Linked DNA regions of Homo sapiens: region 1 is linked to region 2. A link is a loop called in an ENCODE intact Hi-C map of the cell type or tissue named here. Cell type or tissue: HepG2. All regions are shown on one strand. Each heading gives the region's core, and the rest is flanking DNA. Links, peaks and the distances in the headings are about the cores only. Region 1 overlaps FRAS1 (Fraser extracellular matrix complex subunit 1). Region 2 overlaps ANXA3 (annexin A3).

Region 1 (9,863 bases), core at 1,147-9,146, 51 kb before region 2:
AGATAGAGCTCACTCTTGATATTTTCTTCTCTATATATGTTTGTGTTGTTGTTTCTTTCAGATCAGCTAAATACTAGTACATAGGTGGTAGTTACGATGAGTAACAAGACAAACTTCCATTGATGTCCTCAGAAAAGGAAACTCTCGGCCAATGTTTCTCAGAGTATGGTTCAGAGACCTGGAGTGTCCCCATACTCTTTCAGGGAGTCTACAGAGTCAAAATTACTTTCAAAATAATATGATGATGACTCTTTTTTTCATACTTATTCCCTCATGAGTTTAGAGAGTTTAAAAAGTTTATCAATAAAATTTCAGATTCCACATTGTAATGAATCTTTAAAAAATAACCACTCACCAAGTTTTGATTTAGTATCAAAAAAGAGGCAGGGCGTGGTGGCTCATGCCTGTAATCCCAACATTTTGGGACACTGAGGTGGGAGAATCACTTAAGCTTAGGAGTTTGAGACAAGCCTGAGAAACATAAGGAGACCCCATATCTACAAAAAAATATTTGAAAATTAGCTGGGCTTGGTGGCATGCACTTGTAGTCACAGCTACTTGGGAGGCTGAGGTGAGAAAATCACTTGAGACTGGGAGGTCAAGGATGCAGTGAGCCAAGATTGCACCACTGCACTCCAGCCTGGGCAACAGAGCAAGACCCTATCTCAAAAAAAAAAAAGAAAAAAAAAAGCCATAATTGTTTGAAAAAGCTATTAACTACATAGCTTTATGAGGCCAGATTTTCTTCATACACTTTAGACAAAACAGCATATCACAACTGATGGAATTCAGAAGCAGTTATGAGAATCCAGTTTTTTCCCTGAGATTACAAAAATGTAAAACATTGCCAGCTCTCTTTATTGAGGAAGGGAATGAATTTAGGTATTTTCACTAAAAAATATCTTACTTAAGTTAACATGTAATGAGTTTCTTATTGTCAGTTTAAAATGAATTAATAAGTAAACACTTAAAATTTTTTCAGGTTTAATTTTTAACCGAGTAAATGTCGATAGATATAAGTCACATAAACAAAAACTCTCTGGGGTCCTTGATTTGTAAGTGTGTAAAGGGTCCTGAGACCAAATAACTTGAGAAGTATTGGGCTAGAATATCCCACTTTTTGCATTTTGAGATCACAAAAGCCACCACATGTCCTTTTGAAAAGGACAGTGGGTTCCCAGAGTTAGTGTATTAGTCTGTTCTCATGTTGCTAATGACATGCCTGTAACTGGGTAATTTATAAAGGAAAGAGGTTTCATTGACTTACAGTTCAGCATGGCTGGGGAGGCCTCTTACAATCATAGCAGAAGGGGAAGCAAATACATCCTTCTTCACATAGGGGCAGCAAGAAGTGCCGAGCAGAGGGGAAAAAGCCTCTTAAAAAACCATCAGAGGTCCGGGCGCGGTGGCTCAAGCCTGTAATCCCAGCACTTTGGGAGGCCGAGGTGGGCGGATCACGAGGTCAGGAGATTGAGACCATCCTAGCTAACACAGTGAAACTCTGTCTTTACTAAAAATACAAAAAAATTAGCCTGGTGTGGTGGCAGGCTCCTGTAGTCCCAGCTACTCCGGAGGCTGAGGCAGGAGAATGGCATGAACCCAGGAGGTGGAGCCAGCAGTGAGCTGAGATCGCGCCACTGCACTCCAGCCTGGGCGACAGAGCAAGACTCCATCTAAAAAAAAAAAAAAAAAAAATCAGATCTCATGAGAACCCACTCACTATCACAAGAACATCATAGAGGTAACTGTCACCGTGATTCAATTACTTCCTATTGGGTCCCTCCCATGACACATGGGGATTATGGGAACTGTAATTCAAGATAAGATTTGGTGGGGACACAGCCAAACCATATCAGGCAGCCACTGACTTATGGAGAGGGCTTCACAGCACATACTCTCTCAACTCAACCTAAAGCCAGGAGTGATGAGTACTTTTCTCCTCCCAGTCACTGCCACCTACCAATATAGTGGAACCATCTTTCTAAATCTTGCATTTCTTTTTTCTGAAATCCTAGGACCGCAATCAGCCAGAGGTAACTGATAAGTACTTCCATGATGTGCCTTTTGAGGCTCACTTTGCCTCTGAGTTGCCTGATTTCCATGTGGTCAGTAACATGCCAGGTGTGGATGGATTTACTCTAAAAGTAGATGCACTCTATAAGGTGAGTTTGGTGAGAAGAACAGAAGCTTAAGACCAAGTCTACTTTAAAGCTTGAAAAAAAAAAAAAAAAGAAGGAGGACTGCAACATCTCTGGATTCTTCAACATTCTGCCATTCTTGCTGGCAGATCTTTTCTTATTGTTAAGCTTATCACCCACCCAAAATTTTCACATGTATCCCCAGTAGACCAAAACAATTATACAATTATTGACTTTGCATATAGTCACTTGTCATTGTGCACATCATGGCTGCATATGACACTCCAGTTTTTCCTAAGTTCTTTTATATTGCATCCCTTTTTGGTTCTATGCTAGCCCAGCTGATTTTCACGGACATATGAAAAACATTTAAAAAATCATAATACAATACAGCAATTTAGAATAGCAAGAATTACTATTTGATAAACACAAATACCTTAAGTCTTAGCAATGAACATGAACTTTCAAGATGAAATTTCACTTTTTTTGTCTCTAAATATTAATCTATGACCCTTCAGAACTATTATCATGCTTCAGAAGTTATTTCGAAACCATGAAGCATTTTAATGGAGGAAGATGAGGGGGAGATAAAATACTTGATGATATAGCCTGATTGAGAAGGTGTTTAGAAAATGTTTGTCACGTATCTGTGTATTATGCACAGAGTATATGTTTAGTGAATATTTTGTTGAATGACTCCATTTTCGCTGAAGTTCACCAATAAATAGTAAATTGGCATAACACATAATTGAAGGTCACTGTAAATAAATGTGGTTTTTAATGCTATTATTTCACTGCTATCAATAAAGACAGACAAATATAAGCATTCACTTAGCTAAAGAGACCATGAAAGATAATTTCTTAGGCTATTCCATGTACACATAGGGAAACAAAAAAGAATCCGAATAGCTGACTCAAGATCATCTTAATTTGGAAATAAAATAGAACCCATATCTGGTTCAGTTCTCTATGTATTAGTAGACACCAACCATTGCTAATGCTTTTCTGGAAATCAGTTATCTATCAAGGCATATAGTGGCAATTATCCTTCCATTTCCTTTCTTCAGAGGTGGTCTGTGGGCAACAACAACATGTTCGGTTTGTCCCCCTGCAGGTGGAAGCAGGACACCAGTGGTATCTCCAGGTCATCTACATCATTGGCCCTGACACCATCTCAGGGCCCCGGGTCCAGCGCTCTCTCACAGCTCCACTCAGACGCAACCGAAGGGACCTGGTAGAGCCCGATGGCCAGCTGATCCTTGATGATTCCCTCATCTATGACAATGAAGGAGACCAAGTCAAGAATGGCACCAATATGAAGTCCCTGAATCTGGAGATGCAAGAGTTGGCGGTAGCTGCGTCCCTGTCACAGACTGGGGCGTCCATTGGCAGTGCCCTGGCTGCAATCATGCTTCTACTTCTGGTGTTTTTGGTGGCTTGTTTTATCAACAGGAAATGCCAGAAACAGAGGAAGAAGAAGCCCGCAGAGGACATTTTGGAAGAATATCCTCTGAATACCAAGGTAGAAGTGCCCAAGAGGCACCCGGACCGGGTGGAGAAGAACGTGAATAGACACTACTGCACTGTGCGGAACGTCAACATCCTGAGTGAGCCTGAGGCGGCTTACACGTTCAAAGGTGCTAAAGTCAAAAGACTGAATCTAGAAGTCAGAGTTCACAACAATTTACAAGATGGAACAGAAGTTTAATGGAGGAGACCTATGTGTATTTTTTTCTAAAATCATTTTTATAAAATGGGGGGAAATACTGGTATTTTTATAATCTCGCAGATAAAAAAGGGAAAACTATAGCTTTGAGTGGCAGACAGCACACATCACATGCATCAACTCACAACTGAGCTACCTCATTCAGCAAAGAACCACTGAGAACCCCAGAGTATTACAGTTATTTCCGTAGATCCCTTTAATAGTGTCAACAACTGTACACAGCTCCTTCTGTAAGGCTGGTCTTAGAAAACAAGTACTTTAGTATCAGGACAGGAGTTGAACAATTAGGTTAGCAGATGGAGATGAGAGGACTGGGTAGAGTACCATGGCAGATCTCAGAGAGAAGAAGTAGGTACGGGCCTTTGGTTCCCTCCCCCAGCCCCAGCTTTCTCCTACAGGGCTTTTCCTGAGTCCCCAGACAGCAGAGTATGAACTGCTGACACCCAGATTCCATTAAAAATTCTGCTAATCGACACAACACATATATTTGCTCATGATTTCACTTGACAGCGTATGCTCCTTGGCCTCTAATTGTACTTTGCTTTTCCAGAGCCCTTTTTACCTGGGGATTTCAGTGTGCTTAAGTAAAATCCTCTGAAAACCACGGGAGCCTCTGCCTCCTCAGCCACAGAGAACTCCCTCCTACAAAGGGGGAGACTGAAACCCGAGTTAAGGAGGGGCCTGGCAGGCGTATCAGAGCACATTAGTGATGCCCTTCACCCCAGGGAGGTGTCTGTTCCCAACTAGTTTATGTGGCACTGAGACATCCATCCCTGACCAAGGATGCTGCGAAACAGGATCAATGTACTACGGCCTTTTAATTCAACATTGCCATAAATGCTTTAAAGAAAACCCACCACACTTTCCTCCTACTCCGGTCTTTGCCCGTTCCTGTAACAGACAATCCCATGTCCTAGGTATGGTTTTTTATTCTGTTAGTGCTTCGGGAAAGTAAGTGATTCATTTGAATAAGGCAAATTAGGAGAAAGCCCAGGTTGGGGTGAAATCAGACTTAACAGATACATGCTGGTTCTCCTTGCTGTGTGTGACACAGCAGACAGAGGCACTATTCCTGGTGCAGTATTTCAGGGATTTCTCTTTGAGGGGTTCTTTTCTGGTAGCTCAGGCAATTATTTTTACCATATCAGCACATGACAAGGCCATGAACACATGGCTCTAAAATAATTTAGTGTTCAAGTATCAGCTTAACTATTTTGTGTAGGCTACACACAGCTTGCTTTTGTTTCTCTTCTGTTTCTGCCTTATTGGCGGAAACATAAGCGTGCATGCCATGTTGTTTTGAATTGGAGGCACAATTTCATTATTCGAGAGTAAAAGACATGTCCTCTTCTGATGCATGGCACACCATAGTCACCAAGCAAATAACAGAGCCTTCACATTGTGTAATATTTGTATGAGAATGACTCAAGCTCTTTGAGAACATTCCAAACTAGTAACATTTCGCTACTAAAAGCTAGAAAGGATGAACTGTGAAAGGTTCTAGGCAGCTCTGTGAGACTCCAAGCTCCTTGAAAGTAGGACCTTTGTGAGCCACGCCTTTCATTCTTCAACAGTGCCTTGCATGTAACAAGCACTCCAGAAATGTTTGTTGAATGAATGAATGGTGTCATGGGTGAATGATGGGGAGTAAATTTAGGAAGGGGAAGTGAGAGAGTATGGTGGCAATATCACAAGGGAGGAGAGAGGAAAACAATTATCTTCTCTACTTGGATTATGAGATAACCTTTTCTTGGAGGAAAGAAACACCGCTTTACAAAGGCATGACTCTGGCGGTGGTCCTAAGGAAGCATGAGCAGAAAATTCATAAAAATGTATCATCAGCAGGAGATGAGACTATGAATTGGCATCCAGAACAGGAGATTTAGAGCAAAATCTAATTTAGCATTCTGAGATGAGTGTCAGGTTTTCAGGAGAGAATGAGTTGGGGTGAGCCCAGAGTCTGAAACTCCTGACTGGTCAGGTGCTACTTAAGACCAGCTTGGGCAATTCAGGGCAGAACTCCTGTATCAGCCTCATGGACACCCAGAATTGGTATCTCATGGCTGGAGAGCTGATCAGCCAGGCACAGAATCTCCAGAACAACCTAGAGAGTGAATGCTAATTTGTAGAGCGAACTTCCATTTGGCCCATTATTTGTAACTGTGTAACTGCTCCAAGTGCCAGAATGCTTACACGTTAAAGCAGCACCTTTCCATTTGCCCACATATTCTTCTTGCACACCCCTTCCATTACTGCTGAATAGGACATTGCATGGGAAGAGTACAGAGGTGGCAGAATGAAGCTAGAGTGGGAAGGACTAAAGACTGAGCCCCAGAGTGCTCCCAGCAACCGCCACGTACAAGGTCTGAAATGACAAGGGCAAGAGTGAGATAGGAAACTGTGTGTGAAAGGAAAGCCCTTGCAGTATTTCTGCCTCCCTTTCTTTCTGCCTTTCACCCCACTAAATGTATGTTATTGAATGCCAGTACTTCTCTAGTGGATGCACACTTGTTAAATAGTGTTAAGAGATGTGGAGATGAGATATACCCCTTTGATGTAGAATTATTCATTTGGTTTGTTTCATACTTCATTATAGGAATCAAGTAATTTGATGACTAATGTGGATTATATTTCAGTCAAAGCTCTGCTTTCAATTTCTCTGATTTGCTCACTAATGCCTTGTGTGTGTTTTACTAACCTTTTATATCTTGCCTTCAAGTGAGAAGGAACAAACAACTCTCAGTGGTTACTACTTGCTTTTATATGCTGGCTGTGAAGGTTAAAAGAAAGAATGGTCTGTACCATTCTGCTTTGCTGCCCTTTTATTGTACCCCAGGCCTCCTAGAGGACTCCTGCAGATTCTATTGTTGGGTGGGAAATAGTGTTGGAATGTGTTTGCACAGTCTTATGATATTCAGTCTCAGTCTGCTATAGGTATTTGTTATTCTTGGATACTACACACCTGCTCAGACTGAGTAAACATTTGTGGTGCTGTCAACCTGATTTCTTGACTCTCAAATGATTTTTGTATTTCCAATATGAATTTGTGTGTTATGAATTTCTGATTTCTCCAATAGTATATGCCACTATATAAATTTGTATTAATAAATGACAGTCTTGTTGGTTTTTTGTTTGTTTTCCTATGTTCTTTTTAGATTATATCTCTTATGAATATAGACATTGCCATTAAGATGCCAAAATTCATTCTAAATTTGAAGCGGTCTTCTGGAGAAAACCCTTCTAATGAGGGTGAATCTGAGACGCTCATTAACTGTGTTCAGAGTAAGATGCTGAATAAATTATATGTTTCCAGATTATCATAGGTCTTTGGCAATCAGTTGAAATTCTGAGACAAAGAGGAATAATTAAAATTTCCATGTGCCATATAATAAGATGATTTTTGTATTTATTATCAAAACTTCTAAAGAGACATGATATAGTATGAGGGTGGCTTATGTCCTTCTGTGCACATGCAAATATTTGAGCATCCATCACTGACCCTGGAAAAGACCAAAGCTCCAAACAAGAGTTTATAGGCTCATGGAAGGAAAAATCAGAGTCAAAATGGAGCTGTACCCAGCTGGTCTTTGCATTCTGCAAGCCTGTGCATTTGTGTGCCTTTCCCTTCTGATAAAACAAATAACTGCCAATAACAGTGACCAGCAGGGCTCTGTTGGCACGTTTGCAAACTCAGCAAGACTTGAGAAAGCATGTTTATAGAAAATCTGGGGAAGGGATGCCACAACCAATCCTGGAAGTTGCTGAGATGCTGCCAGGAGCTTAATGTAAACTTCCAATCCTCACAATTTCCTGTGATTATCCGTTGCCTTAGAGCAGACTCTCTGCCCTGGAGTTCACTTCTCTAGAGTGCAGAGAAGCTGTACCAGGAATTAATCTAAGAATTGTTAGGATTGTCTATAAAAATGCTTCTGAGACTGGAAATGTCATGGCCATAAAATTTAGGGATCTTGAGGAATAGTGGCAGAAAATGAGTTCCCATTTAGAATTTAAAATGCCTCATAGACTGCTTTTGAAGAAATGCACTGGGAGTGGTGGAAGGAGACTATATTTGGAATATGTTATTACATTCAACTACATGAAATTGATTTGATAGGTTAAAAATAGTCCAATATCAATAGTTTTGTATGTCTCAACCTAATATTATGATACCACAATATGTAATAGAGATTCTGTCCCCAAATGAGCCACAGAGAACTCTTAACTAGAACCCTGTGTGCTGAGAGTAGCTAATGCCCCAGGACTGTTACAGGGACTATATCAAATGATATATTGGGCATATCTGGCAATGCTCCGATCAAGAACAATGACTCACTTATATTCTGTACCTCATTCAGTCTTCATAACAACCCCGTGAGACATAGTTGTCCTGGATAAGTTCCTTTGAAAGTTTCATATGAATTTCAGAATTTCAAATCTTTGAAGGCCTTCACAAGCACAACTTGATGTTGCTTTAAAATGGTCCCAACTCCTATCACCTAAATTTAATGCTTGTCATGAAAAATTACATCACTTGATTAATACAACAAAATAGACCTATGCTGCAACCCTCTCTAAAAAAGCTAGCAGAATTTTATCCCTAGGCTCATTTTGGTTTAAGGCCAAGTTCCAAGATTACTCAGCAAGTTATAAAAGTTATTAGAATTTCGGTCTATGGGATAATTTTCATAAATTGTGAAAAACTAGTATCAAGATATCTCAGTTCCAAGACTACTCAGCAAGTTATAGAAGTTATTAGAATTTCAGTCTCTGGAATAATTTTAATAAATTGTTAAAAACTAGTATCAAGATATCTCCCTTAAACATCCCACTAAGGAATGCTTTAAAAATGAACCAGTGCTGGATACTAGCAACTCCCAAGAGTCCCTCTGCGGCTGATTCTGTTGCTGCACACTGAATCTGCCCTGCCCTGTGCTCTGGGAAACCGACTTTTCATCAACTGCTTCTTCAAGGCTCCCTTGCCTCTTGCTTCTGGTTGAGGTTGGCCAAGTGGAACCACTGATGAGAGAGAAGATGATGTGTGTTTAGCCTCCTCCCTGCTTCCTTCTGCCTTGTGATTCTGGGGTGGCTGCATCCCTCCCTGGCCACAGGTGTCACGGGTTCTGATGAAACCCCTTCCCTCCCTTGCCCACGCAAGGCTAGTCATGATTTCATCCTGTCCCTAGTCCTTGGAGACTATATCATCCCTGTGGATACCTAACCGAACTCTGCCCATGCGTTTGTAAATAGCTCCTTTATTTGACTCTTTATTCAGACCCTTTAAGTACTCTGTCTTTCTGTCCAAACTCTTACACAGTCCTTAAATTCAGTGCCATTTGGTTCCACTTCTCTAATGTAAATCAAAATTAAATACTTGAACTCAAATCTTGTCTCAATTTTAAATTTGCTTGTTATTATAAAGAGTGATGTGCTGATAAATGCTTCACAACTGACCTTTCGGGTAAAGGGAAGCTCCATTTACAGTATTTCCTAGTTTTTGTGTTGTATATACTCCCATTATGGCTGAATACAACCCATTAGCATAATTTCACTGAATGTGGAGTTGGGAAGAGATGCACAGTAGTACCACTTTATGCACTATTTTTCTTTTCTTTTTTTTGAGTCGGAGTTTCGCTCTTGTTGCCCGGGCTGGAGTACAATGGCACCATCTGGGCACACTGCAACCTCCGCCTCCCAGGTTCAGGCGATTCTCCTGCCTCAGCCTTCCCGAGTAGCTGGGATTACAGACATGTGCCACCATGCCCGGCTAAATTATTATTATTATTTTTTCTTTCTGTTTTTCTTGGTTTTTTTTTTTTTTTTAAGATGGAGTCTCGCTCTGTCGCCCAGGCTGGAGTGCAGTGGCGCAATTTCGGCTCACTGCAAGCTCCGCCTCCCGGGTTCATGCCATTCTCCTGCCTCAGCCTCCTGAGTAGCTGGGACTACAGGCGCCCGCCACCACATCCAGCTAATTTTTCGTATTTTTAGTGGAAACAGGGTTT
Region 2 (9,863 bases), core at 854-8,853:
CAGATCTCTGAAAAGAGGGCTCCATCTGTAGGTACTGGAGCCAGTACCTACACGGGGGTCAAAGTGACTTTTTCTAGGAAGCTGGAGCCAGTTGCTGCTGTCGGGGTGAACAGCCTTCCCTGGGTTGACACTGACATGACTAGCCGTCAGATAGCTTGCACTTCTTTCCACCTCCTGCCTTCCAGTCCCCTCTACTCCCCAGTACTGGTGGAACCTAATAGGGAGCGGGTACAGACAGAAGTAGACAAGAGAATTGCTTAATCATTAATGCACAAAAGAGTATGTTTTAGGTGTTTAAAATATTTCAGTTCAACAAGGTTTACATATTTTACAAAACCCATCAGAACCAGGCACTGTTTCCCAAGTTGGCTTGGTATTTTCTGGTGTTTCTTAGAAGAGCCACTGCTCCCCAAGTGGACCTGCCCTGTGACAGATCCCTGGAGCCCAGCATTTAGGTACAAACAGTTCCAGGATGTGAGCTTTATGAGGATGAGGATTTTCGTCTATGTTGTTCACTGCTGTATCCTCAGTTCTAAGAACAGTGGGGCAGATAAGTGCAAATATTTATTAAATGAGTGTCCTCAAAATTGAGGTTAAGGTCTTAAGAGCCAAGTGAAACTTTTACCATTCAGGATAGTGTTGTGCAGATATGACAGATGATAATAGCACAAAGTTACCAGAGCCTCAATTTCTATGTGAGTAATGCTCTCTGAGGCTACAAAGGATACAACTGCATCAAGGTTACCTTGGTTACTAGAGATTAATGATACACAAGAAGATCAAGAAGGAAATTGTCTCAATCATGCATAGCCAAACTTTACAGAGATTAAAGTCACAGCACTACCCGAGGGACCCAGTTATGTTGTCACTCTCTCGGCAGCAGGCATCCATTGCTCCCCATGCTAATGTTTTCCGTGACAGTAACTGCTCCTCTTCCTTTTTGCTTCTAATGTTCTTGACACCAGCAAGTAACATCCCCTCCCCTACCACATGGTGTTTGTCTACCCAAGGCTTATAAATATTTGTGCATAGCTTTTGGTTATTCTTGGCTACTGTTTTCTTCATTATTTCCAGGAGTCTTTTGGTTCTTTGTTATTCTATTGTCTTTGTCTCCTTTTCTGTGTCACTCGCTCCCTAAGAGAGAAGATACAATGGGTTCAGGAAGTCACTATCATGTTGGCCCTCATAAAGGGACCAGATGTCTTCTACAGCTTATTCAGTACAGTGGCACAATAGAGTCTAAATAAAGAGAGATCTAAATTCTTAACTTTTTTCGGTATTCTAAAGTCAATGGTGTGTGAGAGAGAGAACACTGAAACAGGGATCAGGGACTCAAAGTTCTAGTCCAGGCACCTGTACTATTAAAATATTCTATTTGATTTTATACTCTACTGTGCCTCAAAATGGATAAAGTAGTTGTCAACTTAGGTTGAAATAATTTTTTACTCTAATATCCCACAAAATATTTGAAGGAAAGGGAGAGGCTGTGTGAAATGACTTATAAAGTCTCATCTAAATAATTCCAAAATTACAAAATACTTCCCCAAGTTCTAAGAAATGGGATATTCATTCTTCTACTTGATATTTTCAAATTTAAAGTTTTTTATCTAACTAGAATGAAGGATAGATGTAACAATATCACAACCATTAGGTTTAATGATGCCTACTAAATATTATTATTTAGAAAAATAACACACTTTTTTGGTGGATTTTGCTTATATGAATTGCTTTGAAAAGTTACAGATTTCATAAAAAAGAGACTTACTAAAATCATGCTGAAGAAGTTTCCATCTCAGCGCAGTTCTTGCTATTGGATAATCTCATATCACTTTCTATAATTGTCTTTCATTGATTTAAATAGATGAGAATTCTCATGGCTAGTATGGCTAATTTATAGAATTCTTGAGAATGGTGCAGACAGTTCAGATAGCCACATGGTGTCACCTACAACAAAGGGTATAGTGGCTCCAAGAGAATCACCACCCCATGGATGGGGCAGACAGAGATTTAAGACTGATGGGCACTGCACATCACAGGCCATGCAAAAGGGGCTACAACTAGTCAGTACTAAAATATATGAACACACAGTTGGCATTTGTAAAGGGAAATGGCATGTTTTGGGTAGCTTTCTTACTTTTGGGAGATACGAAAAAATATGGTTTAATTATATTCATTAAGATTAGGGTTAGATTCGATAAAACAGAAAAATTACAGTGGCTTACAAAAGGTAGAAGTTTATTTCTATCATATGTAGAAGTCTAGACATTGGCAATTCTAAGTCTAGTATGACAGCTACTCAAAGCTTTTAGGAACTCAGACTTCTTCTTGATTACTTTTATGCCATCACTAAGAAGTGGTCCTTATCTTCACAGTCCAAGATGGCTGCCCAAGATGCAGATATCAGTTCACATGTAAGGCAGTTGGATGGAGGAAGGACTAAGATGAACATGGCCTCATCCCTTTAAGGAGATTTGTCTGCCTTCATTTCATTGTGAATAACTAAGTTATAGAACTGTACTAGCTAAGAGGAAAGCTGAGAAAGTAGTTTTTAAGCTGTGTACATTATATCTTGCTTAAGGTTAGGGTTCTCTTAGTATGGAAGATGGCCAGAATGGAAATTGAAAGGCACACTAGTAGCTCATCCACCCCAGCTTTTCCACTATGCATCCCTTAGTGCCATTGTCAGATGAAATAAACCAAGATTTGCTCCAGAATGACAACTCTTTCTATTCTTTTGCATCTACCACAACACAGTGCAGTAAGAGTTACAAGAAGAATGTACCATCTCACAACAGAAAAGCATGAAGAAATTAAATAAAAGGGCAAGATTTATCTTATCACATACCCATTCTTTGCTAGTGTTGGCATTTAAACTTTTCTCTGTTTTATAATCATATTTTTCAGTTTGTCAAGGCTTAATTTCATTCTGATTTGGTTTCAGTATACAAGAAGAGTCTTGGAGATGACATTAGTTCCGAAACATCTGGTGACTTCCGGAAAGCTCTGTTGACTTTGGCAGATGTAAGGTTTTATTTTTTATTTTTTAACTCCCCAGTAAGCTGCATGCTCAATAACAATTTTTAGGGAGTTTAAAAATAACCAAACTGAGACAATGAGTTCACAATTTTCCTTATGAAATGGTTTGTTCATTTTACATTTTCATTGCCACCAAGCAATATAATGTTTAACCAAGATCATAAAAGCATACATAATGATGTAACAACAAAGAAAACTTATTTGAGTCAGTAAGTGGAGGTGTTTTGGTCAGGTTTCACAATTTTGACATTAGAAGACATTCTGATACATCATCTGACATACAATATTTATTTCCATTATAAGTGTCTCCATTTTAAAGAACAGGTTTATTTTCTTCTGGACTCTGAAGAATAAATATTTCTTTTGTTAGCTTCTAAATTAAATAGGAAGCATGATACAGAAGAATGATCTTTAGAGATGGGAATTAAATTGAGTATCAGTCTCAGGATTAAAAAAAAGAAAATGATTGCTGCAATTTCAGCCTTGCCACCTTGGAAAAGCTGCCAAACTATTAATCATCATGTGACCTAATGAGGCCACACCTTGCTTTCTCTTTTTAGAAGGCTTATGACTTTTATTATAAAGATGGTAAGGTCAAGGATGAGGTGTATTCACAGCTGTGTGTAAGAGAGAACGTGATTTAAACCATAGCTCACCAATTTTCTTTCAGCTGATTTACATAGCACCTAAATGTGAGAAAATCCCAACAACGGTCTCAGCCTCATGGTTGAAACAGCACCTGTCAAAGTGAGGCATTATGCCATTAGGAAGCGATTTATCTAAATTATGGTTTCAGTTACTTTAAATGTGAAAAACTTATGAAGGTTGAACCCACAACACCAAATTTATGAAGCATTGCTGCAAACATATGCTCTCAGAGGTATATATTCCTAAGTGCACATCTGTTTGTGTATGGACATGAATGCACCCACCCACAGGAGGCAGTATAGAGTAGGGCTCTAGGACAGGGTTCTAGAATCAAACAGGGCTGGAATCTCATGCTGCCAACTAGCTTTGTATATTTGGACAAGTTCTTTAAGTCTTAAAGCATTCATTTTCATATCTGTAAAACTAAAATACTAACAATAACAAGTACTCATAGGGTGTTATGAAGATTAAGAGAAAGAGAGAGTATGTGAAGTACTTAGTGATCAACACAGGGTGGTAGTGGTTAGTATTATATTAAGACCGATGATAATCAGCATTTATGTCATTGGAGCGAGCGTAAGTGAAAGAGAACAAGAAGAAAGCAAACAGCAGCAGGGTATCAGCAGCACAGAAAAGAAACCAGGCAAAAATCAGACAGTCATACAAGGACCTAATGTTTAAAAATAGGAACAAATTCATTTTAAACTATTGTAGCTAAATGTTTCATTCACCTATAATTTGCCAAATAATTCAGGCAATCCCGTGTTTTGGTTTTGTCTCCTGTCTTTCCATAATGTGCTTAAGTATTTGTACATGAACACACATACCACACACACACACACACACACACACACACACACACACACCACTTAAACCATAGAGCCTTTAATATCACAGTTGGGGATCTTTGAGGACTTTTTATTTTTTCTTTTTTGAGACAGAGTCTCACTCTGTCATCCAGACTGGAGTGCTGTGGTGCGATCTCGGCTCACTGCAACCTCTGCCTCCCAGGTTCAAGCAATTCTCCTGCCTCAGCCTCCCTAGCAGCTGGGATTACAGGCACACGCCACCACACCCGGCTAATTTTTGTATTTTAGTAGAGACAGGGTTTCATCATGTTGGCTAGGATGGTCTCAAACTCCTGACCTCAATCAATCCACCCGCCTCAGCCTCCCAAAGTGCTGGGATTACAGGCGTGAGCCACTGCGCCCCGCCTTTGAGTTTTTTTTTTTTTTAAATAAACTTTACTTTTTAGAGCAGCTTCAGATTTATGGAAAAATTGAGCAGAAAGTACAGAGAGCTCCCATATGACCCTATTCTACTCTCTCCTTTCCTTTCCATTATTATTATTATTATTATTATTATTTTGAGACAGGATCTGGCTCTGTTGCCCAGGCTTGAGAACTATGGTGTGATCTTAGCTCACTGTAGTCTCGACCTCCTGGGCCCAAGCAGACCTCCCACTTCAGCCTCCTGAGTAACTGGGACCACAGGTGTACACCACCACATTCAGCTAATTTTTTTTTTTTTTTTTTTTTTTTTTAGAGCGAGAGAAGGTCTCACTCTTGCATTAATTAGTATGTGTATTTATTATAATTGGTGAATGAATATTGATACATTATTATTAACTGAAGTTTATAGTTTACATTAGGGTTCACTCTTTCTGTGATATAGTTCTATGGATTTTAATAAATGTATAATGTCATATGTCTATCATTACAGTATGATAGAGTAGTTTCACTGTCCTAAAAATCCTCTGTGCTCTGCCAGTTCATACCTTCCTCCCCACCAACTACTGATCTTCTTACTGTCTCTATAGTTTTGCCATCTCTAGAATGTCCTATAGTTGGAATCATACAGTACGTAGCCATTTCAGGCAGGCTGGCTTCTTTCACTTAGCTATATGCCTTTAAGGTTCCTCTATGTCTTTTCATGGCTTGATAGCTCATTTCTTTTTAGTACTGAGTAGTATTCCATTGTATAGAATATTTATTTTACCTGCTGAAAGGCATCTTCTTTGCTTCCAAGTTTGGCAATTATAAATAAAACTTCTGTAAACATTCATGTGCAGATTTTTGTATGGACATGTTTTCAACTCCTTTAGTTAAATAGCGAGGGGTGCAATTGCTTGATTATATAGTAAGAGATATTTAGCTTTATTAAAAAACTGCAGAACTGTCTTCCAAAGTGACTGTACCATTTTGCTTTCATATCAGCAGTGAATGAGAGTTCCTGTTGCTCCACATTCTCACCAGTATTTGGTGTTGTCAGTGTTTTGGATTTAAGCCCTTCTAATAGGTTGTGTAGTGGCATCTTATTGTTTTAATTTGTAATTATCTAATGACATACAATGTTGAGAATCTTTTCATGTGCCATCTGTGCGTCTTCTTTGGTGAGATGTCTGTTGAGATCTTTCAACCATTTTTAAATTGGGTTGTTATTTTCATATTGAGTTTTAAGAGTTCTTTATGTATTTTGGATACAAGTTCTTTATCAGATACATGTTACAAATATGTTCTCCCAGTTTGTACCTTGTCTTTTCTTCCACATAAGACCTCTGTGTTGGGTTGGGCACAGTGGCCCACACTTGTATTCCCAGAGATTCAGGAGGCTGAGGTGGGAGGACAGCTTGAGGCCAGGAGTTTGAGACCAGCCTGGGCAACATAGCGAGATCCCATCTCTAAAAAAAATTTTTAAATTAGCTGTGTGTGGTGGTGTGCACCTGTAGTCATATTAGCTATTCAGGAGGCTGAAGCGGGAAGATGGCTTGAGCCTTGGAGTTCAAGGTTATAGTGAGCTATGACTGCAGGACTACACTCTGGCCTGGCCAACAGAGAGTGAGAACCTGTCTCTAAATATATATATATATGAATTTTCGGAGGAGGGAACTGAGGCCCCCAAAATTGTGTGATTTGCTAAAAATTTCATGACTAGTCAATGGCAGAACCAGAACTGGAGCCCTGAGTACATGATTTTTCTGTGCAACCTGTCCTGCCTTAAAGAAAAACCACTAAGATCCCCTGCTGGTTGAAGTACTATGTGTTAGAATCTTCTATCTTTAAAGGATGGCCCTTGTTTTCGTCCTCCTGTTTAGGGCAGAAGAGATGAAAGTCTGAAAGTGGATGAGCATCTGGCCAAACAAGATGCCCAGGTCAGTAACAAAGCGGGAAAACATTTCCTTTACCTATTCTCCTATGTGGCTGCCTTTGCATTTATGTGAAAAGGGAGAAAAATAGCAGCAACAGGGACTTTTCTTTTTTTTTTTTTCCTGTTTGAAAGAGAAGCCTGAAGCTTGGGGATCGGAACCCTAACTTTTTGCCTGCCCCAGTGGTAGTTATCATTCTCCTTGGCTCCTGACAGCCCAATTTTTGATTTCTAGTCTTCTGAAAGTGAGAGATTTAGATAATAGATGATGGCACTGACCTCTGAAATACAACTCCGATTCTTCTCATGTCACCTCTCAAAAAGAAAATAATTGTGTCTCTAATATCATTCTCTTGTGAATAGATTCTCTATAAAGCTGGTGAGAACAGATGGGGCACGGATGAAGACAAATTCACTGAGATCCTGTGTTTAAGGAGCTTTCCTCAATTAAAACTAAGTACAAACTCACATTACAATCCTTTGTGTTGTATGTTGTTTTTACAAATGTTTTTGCATTTAGTATACAAAGATCTAGAAAAACGAAGTTTAAAATTGCGAAGTCTGTTCCAGTTATTCACACTTCAGGAAACAAAATGGGAAAGCTGTATTGTAACTCAAGGAAGTACTGACACTACACTTTTGTTTTTCCATAGAGGCTGAGTAGATTACCTAGTGAGTACCAGGTAATAGATGGGGGAGGGAGGTGGCAGGGAGAAGAAAAGAGGCCACCCTCTAGGGTGAGAGTAGAAGGGCTTGTTCCTGTGGAATGGAGAAGCCCAACTGCTTCCACTCCACCTAACAGTTCTCCCTAGTTAGCCACTTCCAGAAAAGCCAGACACTGCAGGTGAGTCTCTGTTGACACATCAATACTGATTAACCTTTAGCTATTTCTGATATGAAGGTAAGTGGTAGAATGGATCAACTCTTATCGTCAGACCAGCTATTACATGGAATTGTGGGCACCCGCCCTCTTGCTCATGGCATCTCCTAGAACTGTTCTGGAAGCAACAACACCTAGAAAACTAAACCTTCATTTACTGTGAACATCTTCTGACTGTGGCTTCCAGATGCTAGTTTACAGAACAACCACACAGCAAGACCAAGCTTATGCTGAGTTGACGGAACAATGAGTAAACATAAGGATATTACTGTGACTTTGAAATTCTGAAATTGTTCTTTCTTAACTTTTGCATTAAAATCACATTTATTTTATAAAATAATGACAACAGTATGTGATAGTTGCTTTATTCATGTCTTTGTTTGAAAAACAAAAACCAGATAACCCTAGGTCTCTCTCCAAAATTTCTTTTTTTAAAAATGTATTGGGGAAAAATATACTTGGCTTACAAAATATGCCTGTATACTTGGTGACATATGTACAGGTTTTGCTTGGGGCAAATACTGATCAAGAAATTCAAATGCCTTCTGGGAGGTGTGAAGTAGGCCATGCCACCTTAGGAAATGATTCAGCACAAGGAAGTCTTCAGAATTAAGATTTCTTTACCAGAGAAAACATATTTGACTAGTGATTATAGTATCATTTCCCAGGTGCTGCTATAAATAAAATTTAAAATAGCCCAACTTACTGGATAAATTATTTATTATTTAACTATTTAGGCTATTTAAAATGCTTACTGCTTGAGAGAAGGGGAAAGAGAAAGAGAGATCATTGAAGAAAATCATCTAGGGAGTTTGGGTTTTGTTGTAGATGATTTCCTTAAAAAGGAACAAAAGAAAAACAAAAACTTCTGTGCCCAGATTTTCATGGTTTAAAGAGGGAGTTTTTTAGCTTGCTACTTGATCTTCTGCATATCAAATAAAAAACTAGAATATATTCAAATGTGCTCAACTGCGTTGCTTTAAATAATTTTGTGGTGCTTCTTTTTAGCATTTGATGAATACAGAAATATCAGCCAAAAGGACATTGTGGACAGCATAAAAGGAGAATTATCTGGGCATTTTGAAGACTTACTGTTGGCCATAGGTAAGACTTCGAGTGCTGGTAAACTAAGTTACTTTGCACTTGCTTTAACTCAGTGCCGAGGCCTGCTCCTTTTGGGCAAGAATCCTGACTGATCCATTTTTTTTGCTCCCTACAGCCCCCAACATGGTCCAGGATACACACAGTACGCTCAACAAATATTGTTAAATGAATGCTTGAAGAAGTTATTTTTTTAAGTCTTTTTTCTTTTTCTTTTTTGAAACAGGATCTCACTCTGTCACCCAGGCTGGAGTGCAGTGGTGTGATCTCAGCTCACTGCAGCCTCAACCTCCTGGGCTCAAGCAGTCCTCCCACCTCAGCCTCCCAAGTAGCTGAGACAACAAGCATGTATACCACCTGGCCCAGCTAATTTTGTATTTTTTGTAGAGATGGGGTTTCACCATGTTGCCCAGGCTGGTCGTGAACTCCTGAGCTCAAGCAATCCATCCACCTCAGCCTCCCAAAGTGTTGGGATTACAGGTGTGAGCTACCACATCCAGCCATCTTTTTAAATCTTACCTTGCTTTTTAAATTTGTATTTGTCTTGTGACCATGTTTAGCTTGTAGACTTCTTGAGAGCTGAAATATTTTATTTCTACTGGCATTTTTATTGAGCTTTGTTGAAAACTGAGACGTAGGCAAAGCACAGTGGCATGCACGTGTAGTCTTACCTACTTGGGAGGCTGAGGTGGAAGGATTGCTGGAGCCAAGGAGTTCAAGGCCAGTTTGGGCAACATAGCAAGATCTTGTCTCTTTAATTAAAAAAACCACACACACACACACACACACACACACATGCAACTAAGACCTAAGCCAGTTTGGTAATCCACCATATTTGGTTATTTATGAAAGATATCAGTGGCTTTTCTTTTCTTTCTTTCTTTTTTTTTTTTCTTTTGAGATGGAGTCTCACTCTGTCACCCAGACTAGAGTGCAGTGGCACAATCTCAGCTCATTGTTGACTCTGAATTGCTAAAAGATAAGCCGAGGAGGCTAAGAAAGGGAAAACTTTCTTCTTCAATTAAAAAAGTAGAATTGAGATCAGTCTTCATAA

What was found. A loop is a pair of places that touch in the nucleus more often than their neighbours do. Peaks named below come from ENCODE experiments on the same cell type or tissue, not always from the same donor. Only the 100,000 strongest peaks of a DNase experiment are listed, where the experiment ranks them.
Region 1: a loop joins it to region 2, with 8 times the contacts of the local background. A loop is called at or near these places in 5 of 110 quality-filtered maps.

The regions. Positions count from the first base shown.
Region 1 is chr4:78,537,279-78,547,141 of GRCh38, forward strand. FRAS1 (Fraser extracellular matrix complex subunit 1) reads left to right here. Exons shown (of 74, transcript NM_025074.7): 73 at 2,016-2,162; 74 at 3,253-6,991. The coding sequence ends at 3,846. Among named protein-coding and RNA genes, the nearest start is that of ANXA3, 9.6 kb to the right of the region's middle. In HepG2, for the core only: no CTCF peak of the experiment used is centred there; a DNase peak (open chromatin) is centred at 5,273.
Region 2 is chr4:78,588,603-78,598,465 of GRCh38, forward strand. ANXA3 (annexin A3) reads left to right here. Exons shown (of 13, transcript NM_005139.3): 7 at 2,942-3,021; 8 at 6,779-6,835; 9 at 7,192-7,285; 10 at 8,717-8,812. Among named protein-coding and RNA genes, the nearest start is that of ANXA3, 42 kb to the left of the region's middle. In HepG2, for the core only: a CTCF peak has its summit at 3,981; no DNase peak of the experiment used is centred there.